Linked DNA regions of Homo sapiens: region 1 is linked to region 2. The links are chromatin contacts, found by Hi-C or POLR2A ChIA-PET in ENCODE. All regions are on one chromosome and are shown on one strand. Each heading gives the region's core, a stretch centred on a gene start or an enhancer-like site at or near the end of the contact. The rest is flanking DNA. Distances are from core to core; before and after follow the strand shown. Region 1 overlaps CBFA2T2 (CBFA2/RUNX1 partner transcriptional co-repressor 2). Region 2 overlaps SNTA1 (syntrophin alpha 1).

Region 1 (6,195 bases), core at 792-3,291, 230 kb before region 2:
TTATTTACATTATTGGCTTTCTTTTGTGAGCGGAGCCTTTGTAGCCTCGTCAGGAAGTTGGAAAGCCACGTTAAGGGGACTGAAGGCCTCTTGGCGCAGCAGCCCTTTCAATCATTCGCCTAATGCTTATTGCTGCTTCTCTGCCGACTCCAAGGTAGGGATGGGGCTGTCCCCAACAGACACCAGCGCACATGCCCTATTTGGTATAAGCATCACTGAGTGTACACTGGGCAGCCGTAGGCTCGACCAGATGGGGTCTGTGAGGGAAGCTCCACCTCAGGGGCTGTGGAGGGGGAGGAGGGGACACAAGGCCCGCCCCTCAGGCCTCCTAACCTTCTCTTAGCTCACGATGGAAAAGGTCACCTGCACCATCATCTTTGGAAATGAGCACGTCGATGCCCGAGGAAAGAGGCAGGTAGTCAACGTTTTGGTTTCACAAGAACTACAGACACTCCAGAGTTGGAAGGGCCCTGCGGAGCCGCTGGCACAGCCCCCACCGCAATCTGGGCAGGGCTGCTCTCGACAGCTGGCCATCTGGCCCGTGCTGGAACAGTCCATGCTCCGCTGGCTATTCTTCCGTTTGGTTCAGACACGCTACCACCCAGTTTTCTGCAAACAGCTTAAAAAAAAAAATCTAAGGAAGTTGGTTTGGTCTACTGACCTGGGAGCCTGGAAACCTTGTTTCTAGTTCAGTTCTGAAGAAAGCCTCCAAGAAGTGTTCTATTTTCAGTGATTTATTCAATTCTACAGTTTCCAGGACAGATGGCCATCCGGTCATTCTGTTTTCATTTTGAAGAGCTCACTACCGTACAATTCCAGCTGTGCTGAACCTTCAAACGCACTTGTTGCGATATCCTCTAGAACTACCCAGAATGATGTCTATACCCTTTGCAAGCAGGTGACAAGCCGAGGCTTACTAACTCTGGGACAGGGCTGTACAAAGTAAAGCATGGGTTTTCTGTCTGGAAGCTGAAGATGTCAAGTTGACACTAAGCAGTGATGAACTCCTGGTGACCTTCTGGCCCAAATGGGCAAAGGAAATCCACGCTGCAGAGAGCGGGCAGCAGCCAAGGCCAGGTGTGGACTTGTGGTGGCAAGATGTGTCCTGTTTCCAGACAGACATTTCTAACCCAGCACTGCCCTAGAAATAATCTACGCAATCGGTGACCCCACGGTCACCCAACCGTGCCTGAGCGGATCTGCTAGAGCACCAGCCCTGGAGCTGCAGGGCCCCCCAGTGTGGAGTGCCCCCACCTCCCGAAGTGGACTGCCTAGGCCTAGGCTTAAACAACTTCTTGAGTCACCTTCCCCACTGGATGAGTCAGGCACGGTGCAGGCAAGTGGGGACAAAAAGGACAAGCAAAGACGTGAAACCCAGCCCTCAAGAAACTCTGGGGACATCTGGCATCTTTGGTCTTCTCTGGTCCCTGCAATCATTCCTCACTTGGCCGACCATAATGTCCCACAACTCATCAGTGTTCCTTGGCGGGTGGTGCTGAGCACTGGTCTCACCCTAGACATGTCTGGCTGATGGCCAGTCACATGTTGCATCTCTTTTTAGTTTCTAGGTTTCTGAAGAGCCTGCGCTTGACTGATACCTTCTGTACCACCATGCCAGCTCCTCTTTGCCTTTTATGTCACTGCAAATATGAACTGTAGAGGTCAGTCCTCTAAGCAGGCTGAATTTCCACTCCCCACCTGGTAGCTGAGGTGCTGTCAGCAGAGGCTGGGAACCACGCAAGGAACCTGGATTCGCTCCTGCGCCTCTAGCTGCCTACCCCGCCCCAATGGTGCTCCTCCTCCTGACCAGAGAGTTGGAGAATTTCAGAAAGGGATTCTTGAAATGTGAATAGAAGGTCCTGGGCAGAGGCCCTCGTGACTTCTGTGTGAAACTGACCAGAATTAACACAGCAGAAGGTTTGCAAACTGAGCTTCAGTGTGGAATACTGCCCAGGTTTGCAGATCAGCCTCTGGGCAGCACGAGCAGGGTGGAAGAGCATTACAAAGATTCAGAAAACGAAACTGTCACAGCAACCACAGCCCACAAGAGCAGGCCAGGCTCTGCACACCAAACCTAAGCCTTAGCCACAGAAATGGGCATCGAGCCCTAATAAATATTATTTTGTTGGTTTTGGCTCCTTATTCCAACCAGTAAAAGCATGAGCTACCCTGGCTAGTTTTATGGCCACTGGAGATTTTAAAAACCTGCTCAAGACCGGACACAGTGGCTCATGCCTGTAATCCTGGCACTTTGGGAGGCCAAGGTGGGGGGATCACCTGAGGTCCGGGGTTTGAGACCAGCCTGACCAACAAGGAGAAACCCCGTCTCTACTAAAAATACAAAATTAGTTGGGCGTGGTGGCGCATGCCTGTAATCCCAGCTACTCAGAAGGCTGAGGCAGGAGACTCGCTTGAACCTGGGAGGCAGAGGTTACCGTGAGCCGAGATTGCGCGATTGCACTCCAGCCTGGGAGACAAGAGAGAAACTCCCGTCTCAAAACAAACAAACAAACAAAATAACAATAAAAAACCTGCTTAAGGTGTTAATCCAACAAATCCATGAAAAACTAGTAAGCTGTTGTAATGGCTCTGTGACCTGTGAGACAGCCATGTCTCATGCAAATGTGGCCCTGTCCGGGGTACTGACTCCGTCCCCCTTAGAGTTCCCCACCAAGGACTGTGGCTTAAGGAGGCAGATGGGGTCGGGGGATACCCATGTATTAGGCTGACTGGAAAACTGTGGGGCTTATGTGTTCCACAGCAAAGGAACATGATTCTCTGCTGTTGTTTCACTGGTCACACCTTACTTTAGGCAATGGAAATCTAGGCATTTTAAAGGTGTCGTGCACTAGATTTCTTTGTAAGACTGAAAATGCTTGGTTAGAGTAAATTAGGGACTTGAAATTCTTTAATTTTGCCTTTTTTTTTTTTTTTTTGAGACAGAGTTTTGCTCTGTTGCCCAGGCTGGAGTGCAGTGGTGGAATCTCGGCTCACTGCAACCTCTGGCTCACAGGTTCAAGAGATTCTCTTGCCTCAGCCTCCTGAGTAGCTAGGATTACAGGTGTGTGCCACCACACCCGGCTGATTTTTCTATTTTTTTTTTATTAGAGACAGGGTTTCACCATGTTGGCCAGGTTGGTCTTGAATTCCTGACCTCAAGTGATCTGCCTGCCTCGGTCTCTCAAAGTGCTGGGATTACAGGAGTGAGCCACTGCGCCCAGCCAGGACTTGAAATTCTTACAGTAAGATGTACCTGTATCCAAGGAGAAGGCTACCTGTGTGGATCCCTTTTCCTTTATGGTACTGACAACTTTTATTTTAGACTCTGGTCAGTGCACAGAAGGTGGAGATTTAAACTTGTGCTTCAAAGGCCAGCTGGAGCAGGGCCAATTAAACTTACTCCAACTGATTTCTGGGTGTGAGAGGATGCCAGAGGCTCAAAGATGGAGAGCAGGAGGGGTCGGGGTCCTCAGACTCCCATCAAAACCAAAAAGACAGGCCGGGCATGGTGGCTCACGCTTGTAATCCCTGCACTTTGGGAGGCCAAGGCAGGTCACCTGAGGTCAGGAGTTCGAGATCAGCCTGGCCAACATGGTGAAACCCTGTCTCTACTAAAAATACAAAAATTAGCTGGGCGTGGTGGTGGGCGCCTGTAATCTCAGCTACTCGGGAGGCTGAGGCAGGAGAATTGCTTGAACCTGGAAGGCAGAGGTTGCAGTGAGCCAAGATCATGCCACTGCACTCCAGCCTGGGCAACAGAGTGAGACTTTGTGTTAAAAAACCACCACAACAACAAAAAACAAAACCCAAAAAGACAGGGAAGAATGTGGGAGGCAGTTCCTAACATTCTGAAAGGGATATGAGTGATGTCCCATTTGAAAATGGGAAGCTAGGAAGAAAAATTGATCAGCTTTTCCCAAAATGGTTCACATTTCATAAAACCTTTCTGATGAGCTCAAGGAGGGACGCTATCAGATAACACAAGAGAAGGAAACAGAAGTTGTGTGCCTGATGATAAATCAACATAGTAGATATAATGACCTGTAACTATGAGGTCTGAAGAATTCTTTGAGGTCCAGGAGGGCTTTTCAGATGAGACCAGGCCTTGACAGTGGGGGCAAGTCCTACCAACCTGCACAGCACATCCAGCAGGACAACTGTGGCTCAGCAGGTGCCAAATGGAGCCCATGGGCAGAAGATGCCCACAGCGTTCCAGATGTGTGTGGTCTGAGAGATAAAAGGACACAGAACAAGATGACTGTGCAAATAGCCAAGTGGTGGCAGAAGTTCTGCATTTCCAAGAGATGATCCACTCAATAATTTGACGATACTAGTTGGCCAACATGCTCAGAGAAAACAGACTATCCACAACTGAGCCTCATTCTCTCTCAGATCAATCCATGTGCTGGAAACTATTTTCTGCACAAGCAAAATCAAATGAGAAAAAAAACAGGTCCCAAACTAAAGTAGCCAGCAAGGTTGGAAAATCTTGTCCAAAATCATCTGTGATGTGGGGGAAGTTTTATTTGTTTTATGTTTTTGCTACTACGGGTGCTTTTATTGCAACAGTGACTTCTTTCCTGTGGACTCTGAGATCTTATCAAGTCTGAACAGCAGGGTTGAGAAGAGTCCTGAATGCCGCCTGTTGCTTACCCAAGTCCCCGTGAGGCCAATCAGTGTCATCTGCTGAGGATGGAGATGGGGCCGAAGGAGCTATTCAGGGGTGAGGCAGGCCGCTCCCTGACCGAGGGGCCTCCTCCACAGCCTGCTGCCTGCCGCCTGCCGCCTCCAGCCTGGCTGAGCACATTGGACAGTCTGCTGACTCAAGGAGATGGGGAGGGGAGCTGGTGGTCTACACTGAAAAGGGGCCGGCTAAGTCAGCTTCAGTGGAGAGAGGAACAAACCAGGAAAGCCATGGAGGAGGCAGCTCAGGCTGGCTGCCCATGTGCAGAGAATGGCACACTGGCTCCGCAGACAGCAAGTGCACAGAGAGGCTGTGGGGTGTTATTATTCAGGCTTGGACTCTTCCTGCCTCCAATTCATTTCTTGCTGATGACCCGGCAGCTACATGCACGGGTTCCAACAGTCAGTCCCTCAGCCCAAGCACTCTGTGGTGCTGAGCAGCCATCAGGGTAAGCAGAGTCCGGGGCTCAGAGTCCGTTGGTGTCGATAGCTGTCACAGAAGCAGGTGTTGAGGAACGCGATGTGGTTGCCGAGGTCTTGTCGAGGGCTGGGCTGGGCACGCTGCAGTCGGCGGACCTGGCAGAGGAGCCCCTGCCTACAGGAAGCAGCGGCCGGCCCTGGCCGTGGGGGCTCTGGCCATGCAGGTTCTGACCACAGAGGCGGTGGTGCCGCTCCCAGTCCTTGTGCTGGCAGAAAGAGCCACAGTATCGCGCGATATTGCAGCCACTGCATGTCTCGCTGGCTTTGCGGCCACAGTTCCAGCAGTTCTGCAAGACACAGGCATCAGTTAGTGGTTGCTGGGATTGAGGGGCAGGCTTGCCATTCATTCCCTGCACAGTAAAGCAAGGGGCTGTATGTAGAGAACCCCAGCTTTGGAACTACATACACCTGTGGTCAACTCCGCCCTCTACTGCTGTTTAACTATGAGAAATACACACTGCCTTTCTGAGTTTCCTTCATCTGTAAAACAAGAAAACTACTTCCCTGCAAGATGACAGGAACAGTGAAATGAGATGTGTGTGTGAAAATACCTTACACAGCACCAGCCTAGGGCAGGTGGCCATCTCTCCTGCCTAAGGCATGGACTCATCTTTTGGCTCATTTTAATAGTCAGAAACCAAACCAAACTCTGTGCCAGGGTCTCCCCCAAGAGCCATCTATCCTAAGACCACATGTGTTAAGACGAACATTTATCCTACTCCTTTCTGCATGTGCCACCATGCCTGGCTAATTTTTGTAATTATACATTATATACACACACACACACACACACACACACACACACACATTATATACTATATATATATATATATATATATATATATATATATATATATATATATATATATATATATATATAGTAGAGATGAGGTTTTGCCATGTTGGCCAGGCTACGCTTGAACTCCTGGGCTCAAGTGATCTGCCTGTCTCAGCCTCCCAAAGTGTCAGGATTATAAGCGCCCAGCTGATATTGCTTCCCTCATTAGAGAATAATCTTCATTGTTTTTACTG
Region 2 (6,399 bases), core at 2,418-4,917:
CAGACTGAGCATCTGATCACCTCTTCTGAGGTGACCTCTGAGCTGGGCCTGTCTCCTGGGCTATGGCACCTCTTCCCTCCTGCTAAATGAGCCTGTCCTGCCCTGGCATTCATTTTTCCATTCACAGAACACTGATTCTGGGTTGGTTGGTTTGTTTGAAATGGGTCTTGCTCTGTTATCCAGGCTGACTATAGCCTCAACCTTCTGGGCTCAAGCAAGCCTCCCACCTTAGCCTCCCATCTCACCCTCCCAAGTACCTAGGACTACAGATGCACACCACCATGCCCAGCTAGTTTTTTGTATTTTTGGTAGAGACAGGGTTTTGCCATGTTGCCCAGGCTGCTCTCAAACTCCTAGGCTCAAGCGATCTGCCTGCCTCAGCCTCCCCAAGTGCTGGGACTACAGGCGTGAGCTACTGCCCAGCCAACTCTGGGTTTGAAGAGCAAGCCCAGTTTCTTTCTTTTTCTTTTCTTTTTTTTTTTTTGAGACAGAGTCTTGCTCTGTCGCCCAGGCTGGAGTGCAATGGCACGATCTCAGCTCACTGCAACTTCCACCTCCTGGGTTCAAGCGATTCTCCTGCCTCAGCCTCCTGAGTAGCTGGGACTATAGGTGCACGCCACCATGCCCGGCTAATTTTTGTAATTTTAGTAGAGACGAGGTTTCACCACGTTGGCCAAGATGGTCTCGATCTCCTGACCTCGTGATCCACCCGCCTCGGCCTCCCAAGTGCTGGGATTACAGGCGTGAGGCACTGTGCCCGGCAATTTCTTTTAGGAGTTCCCAGTTTTGTGGAGGAGACAACCCTAACACACAGAATCGGAGACCTAGGAAGTATGGGCAAGAAAGGCTGATAAGTGAGAAACACCTGCTTCTTGAGTCCTTAATACTCACCACATGCCTTACAACATTTTATTTAATCCTGACATCTCTCTGAGGCAGACTTTTTTTTTTTTTTTTTTTTTTTTGGAGACAGGGTCTTGCTCTGTCGCCCAGGCTGGAGTGCAGTGGCATAATCTTGGCTTACTGCAACCTCTGCCTCCTGGGCTCAAGCAATCCTCCCACCTCAGCCTCCCGAGTAGCTGGGACTACAGGCGCACACTACCATGCCTGGCTAATGTTTTGTGTTTTTGGTAGAGACAAGGTTTTGCTATGTTGCCCAACCTGGTCTTGAACTCCTGGGCTCAAGCAGTCTGCCTGCCTCGGGCTCCCAAAGTGCTGGGATTACAGGCGTGAGCCACCATGTCTGGCTGTAGTTATTAATCTTTTATTTTTATTATTTTATTATTTTTTATTTTTATTATTATTTTTTTGAGACGGAGTTTCACTCTTGTTGCCCAGGCTGGAGTGCAATGGCACAATCTTGGCTCACTGCAGCCTTTGCCTCCTGTGTTCAAGCAATTCTCCTGCCTCAGCCTCCTGAGTAGCTGGGATTACAGGTGTGCACTACCATGGCCTGGCTAATTTTTGTATTTTTAGTAGAGACAGGGTTTCGCCATGTTGGCCAGGTGGTCTTGAACTCCCAGCCTCAGGTGATCCTCCCGCCTCAGCCTCCCAAAGTGCTGGGATTACAGGCGTGAGCCACTGTGCCCAGCCCTATTCATCTTTTACTGACTAGCAGATTGAGGCCCAGAGAGGTAAATGACCTTGTCCATGGTTACACAGTTAGACAGTGCTGGAGCTGGAATTCAAATCCAAGAGCATCTGACTCCAGAGGGAATTGCATTTTCTTTCTTTCTCTTTTTTTTTTTTTTGAGACAGGGTATCACTCTGTTACCAGACTGGAGTGCAATGGCGTAATCATGGCTTGCTGCAGCCTCTGCTTGCTGGGTTCAAGCGATCCTCCTGCCTCAGCCTCTTGATTAGCTGGAATCACAGGCATGTGTCACCACACCTGGCTAATTTTTTTTTAAATTTTACTTTCTTTTTCTTTTTTTTTTTTGAGACGGGGTCTTGCTCTGTCCCTCAGGCTGGAGTGCAGTGGCGCAATCTTGGCTCACTGGAACCTCCGCCTCCCGGGTTCAAGCAATTCTCCTGCCTCAGCCTCCCAAGTAGCTGGGATTACAGGTGCCCACGACCACGCCCAGCTAATTTTTTTCTGTATTTTTAGTAAAGACAGGGTTTCACCATGTTGGCCAGGCTCGTCTCAAACTCCTGAGCTCAAGCGATCCACCCACTGTGGCCTACCAAAGTGCTGGGATTACAGACATGAGCCACCGCACAAGGCCGGGAACTGCATTTTCAATAGTGTGGAAGTTTGGAAGCTCATACAGCCTCTGAGTAGTTAGTGTGATTGGACCAGAGGGTGAGATTAGGGATATGGCAAGAAGTGAAGCCAGGGAGGAAGACAGGACCTGTGGGCAGGGCCCATGTCCTAGAGGGCATTGAAGTTAGGCAAAGGGTGCAGGGGAGGCAGAGCAGGGCTTTGAGCAGGACGTGGCCACTTGTAGCAAGGAGATGTAGCAGTTGCACCATTGGGGGCTGTATTTGTCAGGATGCTTTTGACTGCAAGTAACAGGAATCCAATTCAATGAGGTTTAAACATCAAAGAAAATGTGTTATCCTCCCGAACATCTTGAGACAGCATGGCTCCAGGGAAGATTAATTTAGGGGCTCATGGTATCATCGAAAACTCAGGTCTCTCCATCTTTCTGCTTCACCATCCTCAATGTGTGGATCCCAAACTTTGTGGTCAAAAAGTAGGCTGGGCACAGTGGTTCATGCCTGTAATCCCAGCACTTTTGGAGGCTGAGGCCGGCGGAGCACCTGAGGTCAGGAATTCAAGATCAGCCTGGCCAACATGGCGAAACCCCATCTCTACTAAAAATACAAAAATTAGCTGGGTGTGGTGGTACGCACCTGTAATCCCAGCTACTTGGGAGGCTGAGGCAGGAGATTCGCTTGAACCCGGGAGGCAGAGGTTGCAGTGAGCCAATACTGCACCATTGCACTCCAGCCTGGGCGACAGAGTGAGACTCTGTCACAAAAAAAAGAAAGAAAAAAAAAGTGGCTGTCGTTGCACTAGGAACAAGCTCCCTCCCAGCAACTTTGAAAGGCTAAAGGAGGAGAAAAGGAAGGCAGTGTTTTTTTCCTCACATCTCATTGGCCAGAACTGTATCATTTGCCCCTTTCTAAACCAATCACAAGCAAAAAGGATGGAATGATCATGATTTGATTTGACCAATCAAGATTCTCCCTCTAAGCTGGGGAGAAGCTGAGCCTCTAGGGCTCAGGGTTCTCTTAGCAAAGGAAAAAGAGGGGAGATGGTTTTTGGCTGTCAAGTAGGCTGTGATATGTCCCACTTCTGCTGCCCTTTGAGACATAATCCAATAGTCAGTCCTGGGGTAAGTCGTTGCTACAGTGATGATAAGTCATTTGAGTCCTAGTCCCCAAAAGTCAGACCCAGGCTTGCTTCTCCCAAAAAAACCTGACCCTGGTTTCTTTCAACATTGCTTCTATCCCAACCCCAATAGGGTTTGTAACTCCCTCTTATTTGCCTCCATTTGCTTTGAATCCTATCTGAGCCTCAGAGGCATCTCCTGCGACAGAAATAGCTTCTTATCTGGTTCTTCCAGGGAGGTGGGCCAAGAATTACTTCCTAACTCCTTCCTGGGCTGTCCACTCACAGGGCACGTTGGCTGGGCTTTGACTGCAGACGTCAGATAGCTAGCAAGCCAGATGGCCCTGGGAGCAGGTGTGGTTGAGAGCAGAGGAAGAGAGGCTGCCCACGGGCTAGCAGGCATCAGGCACCCACAGAGGGTATATCCTTGTTGGGAGAAGAGAGACAAGGTCTTGGGAAAGTCATCATTTTTTTTTTTTTGAGGCAGTCGCACTTCATCGTCCAGGCTGGAGTGCGCAATCTTGGCTCATTGCAACCTTTGCTTCCCATGTTCAAGTGATTCTCATGCCTCAGCCTCTCGAGTAGCTGGGATTACAGGCATGCACCACCCTGCCCAGCTAACCTTTGTATTATTAGTAGAGACAGGGTTTCACCTTGTTGGCCAGGGTGGTCTTGAACTCCTGACATCAAGTGATCCACACTGCCTTGGCCTCCCAAAGTGCTGGAATTACAGGCATGAGCCACCATGCCCAGCCTGGGAGTCTTTTTTTTTTTTTTTTTTTTTTTTTTTTTTGAGACAGAGTCTTGTTATGTCACCCAGGCTGGAGTACAGTGGCACAATCTTGGCTCACTGCAACCTCCTCCTCCCGGGTTCAAGTGATTCTCCTGCCTCAGCCTCCCCAGTAGCTGGGATTACAGGTGCGAGCCACCACGCCCGGCTAGCTTTTGTATTTTCAGTAGAGACGGGGTTTCACCATGTTGGTCAGGCTGGTTTCAAACTTTTGACCTCAAATGATCTGCCCGCCTTGGCCTCCCAAAGTGCTAGGATTACAGGCATGAGCCAACATGCCCAGCCTGGGAAAGTCTTGTAACCACCTTCTTGTATACACTGTCTAGGAGTTCAAGACCAGCAACATGGCGTGACCCCATCTCTACAAAAAATTAATAGCTGGGTGTGGTAGTGCGTACCTGTAGACCCAGCTACTTGGGGAGCTGAGGTGGGAGGATTGATTGATCTGGGAGATTGAGGCTGTAGCGAGCTGTGATCACACCATGGCACTCTAGTCTGGGTGACAGAGAGAAACTGTCTCAAAAAAAAAAAAAAAAAAGTCACATGGCCACACCTCACTGCAAAGGAGGCTGGGAAATAGAGTCTTTCTTCCAGGTGGCTGTATGTCTATTAACCATGGGGAAAATGAGAGAAGGGATATAGGCGGGCCCTATCTCTATATAGGGATAGAGAGAAGGGATACAGTATTTTCTGCTCCACTGCCCTGTCAGAGACTTTAACTTAGAAGAATTTGTTAATATCACTACTGGACTCTTGCTTACTAAGGGTCTAATAGTGACACGTAAATTAAACTCTTAATAAATTAGTGACAATTGTGATATGTGCTGGGAGCCCATGTCACAGTGGTGACTGCTGATGTCTCTCCCAATCAGTCAAGTATATGAAGGACGTCTCACCGTATTTCAAGAACTCTACTGGTGGGACCTCGGTCGGCTGGGACTCACCTCCTGCCTCACCCCTTCAGCGGCAGCCTTCCTCCCCTGGCCCCACACCCCGGAACTTCAGCGAGGCCAAACACATGTCCTTGAAGATGGCATATGTCTCGAAGAGGTGCACCCCCAATGACCCGGAGCCCAGGTAAGGCTGGGGTTGGGAGCAACTCAGATGGACAGATGCCCTGGCGTCAGGTGGTGGGACCAATGGAAAGACACCTCTGTGTTGTACGAATGACCAGCACAATGCCAGGACATAGTAGGTGCTTAAAAAATAGATTGACTGGAAGCCTGAGTGAAGCCATGGAGATGATGGTGTGCTTTGCTTCTCACTTCTTCCTCTGGGCAGCTCACATCTGGGGATGAACTTGGTCTGAGGAAGAACCCTGCGTTCCAGTCCTGGTCCTCTTTGAACTAGGCCCTTTTCCTCACTGACCTTTAGATTCTCCATTGTGAGATGAGGTTGTTGGACTCACTGATCCTCTCGTCTCTTCCCACTCTGCTGGAGCTCTGAGATGTCTGGTAACCTTTTTATCAGGGCCATGGAAGGTTACATCCTTCACATCTGAGCAGCCTTTAACAGTTCATTGATAATACTGAAACCACCTAACATTTACTGAGTGTTTACTGTGTACCCAGCACTGTGTTGAGTGCTTTCCCTGTGCAATATTATTTAGCTCTCACAGAGGCCCAATGGGCAAAGTCCTATTATTTCACCTCCATTTTATTTTATTTTATTATTATTTTTGAGCCAGAGTTTTGCTCTGTCGCCCAGGCTGGAGTGCAGTGGTGCAAAGATCTTGGCTCACTGCAATTTCTGCCTCCTGGGTTCAAGTGATTCTCCTGCCTTAGCCTCCTAAGTAGCTGGGACTACAGGCGCCCACCACCACACCTGGCTAACTTTTTTTTTTTTTTTTTTTTTTTTGACAGAGTCTCACTCTGTTGCCCAGGTTGGAGTGCAATGGCATGATCTTGGCTCACTGAAACCTCTGCCTTCCAGGTTCAAGCAATTCTCCTCCCTCAGCCTCCCAAGTAGCTGGGATTACGGGCGCCTGCCACCATGCCTGGCTAATTATTTGTATTTTTAGTAGAGACGGGATTCTCCATGTTGGTCAGGCTGGTCACGAACTCCTGACCTCAGGTGATTCCCCCGCCTCAGCCTCCCAAAGTGCTGGGATTATAGGTGTAAGCAACTGTGCCCTGCCTAACTTTTGTATTTTTTGTAGAGATGGGGTTCCACCATGTTGGCCACGCTGGTTTCGCACTGCTGACCTCAGGTGATCTGCCTGCCTCGGCCTCCCAAAGTGCTGGGATTACAGGCATGAGCCATCGTTCCCGGC

What was found. A loop is a pair of places that touch in the nucleus more often than their neighbours do. ChIA-PET counts read pairs that join two places held with the same protein, here RNA polymerase II (POLR2A). Pooled maps may share reads with other maps.
Region 1: a map of tibial artery shows a loop between it and region 2 (2.7-fold over the local background). The contact joins two enhancer-like sites. A Hi-C loop is called at or near these places in 12 of 168 maps with a recorded cell type or tissue (A673, Caco-2, K562 and 8 more), 12 of 37 single-sample maps with no recorded cell type and 23 of 50 pooled maps. POLR2A ChIA-PET finds 5 or more read pairs at or near these places in 7 of 52 experiments (CD8-positive, alpha-beta T cell, H1, K562 and 3 more).

Annotation. Positions count from the first base shown.
Region 1 is chr20:33,643,602-33,649,796 of GRCh38, reverse strand. CBFA2T2 (CBFA2/RUNX1 partner transcriptional co-repressor 2) reads right to left here. Exons shown (of 11, transcript NM_001032999.3): 11 at 1-5,450. The coding sequence ends at 5,151. Among named protein-coding and RNA genes, the nearest start is that of C20orf144, 16 kb to the left of the region's middle. Within about 2 kb of position 2,041, at least 8 of the 41 ENCODE cell types and tissues checked have a DNase peak (open chromatin) inside an H3K27ac peak, as active enhancers do.
Region 2 is chr20:33,416,524-33,422,922 of GRCh38, reverse strand. SNTA1 (syntrophin alpha 1) reads left to right here. Exons shown (of 8, transcript NM_003098.3): 3 at 5,000-5,204. Among named protein-coding and RNA genes, the nearest start is that of CDK5RAP1, 18 kb to the right of the region's middle. RefSeq lists enhancers at 1-1,105, 3,358-3,858. Within about 2 kb of position 3,667, at least 8 of the 41 ENCODE cell types and tissues checked have a DNase peak (open chromatin) inside an H3K27ac peak, as active enhancers do.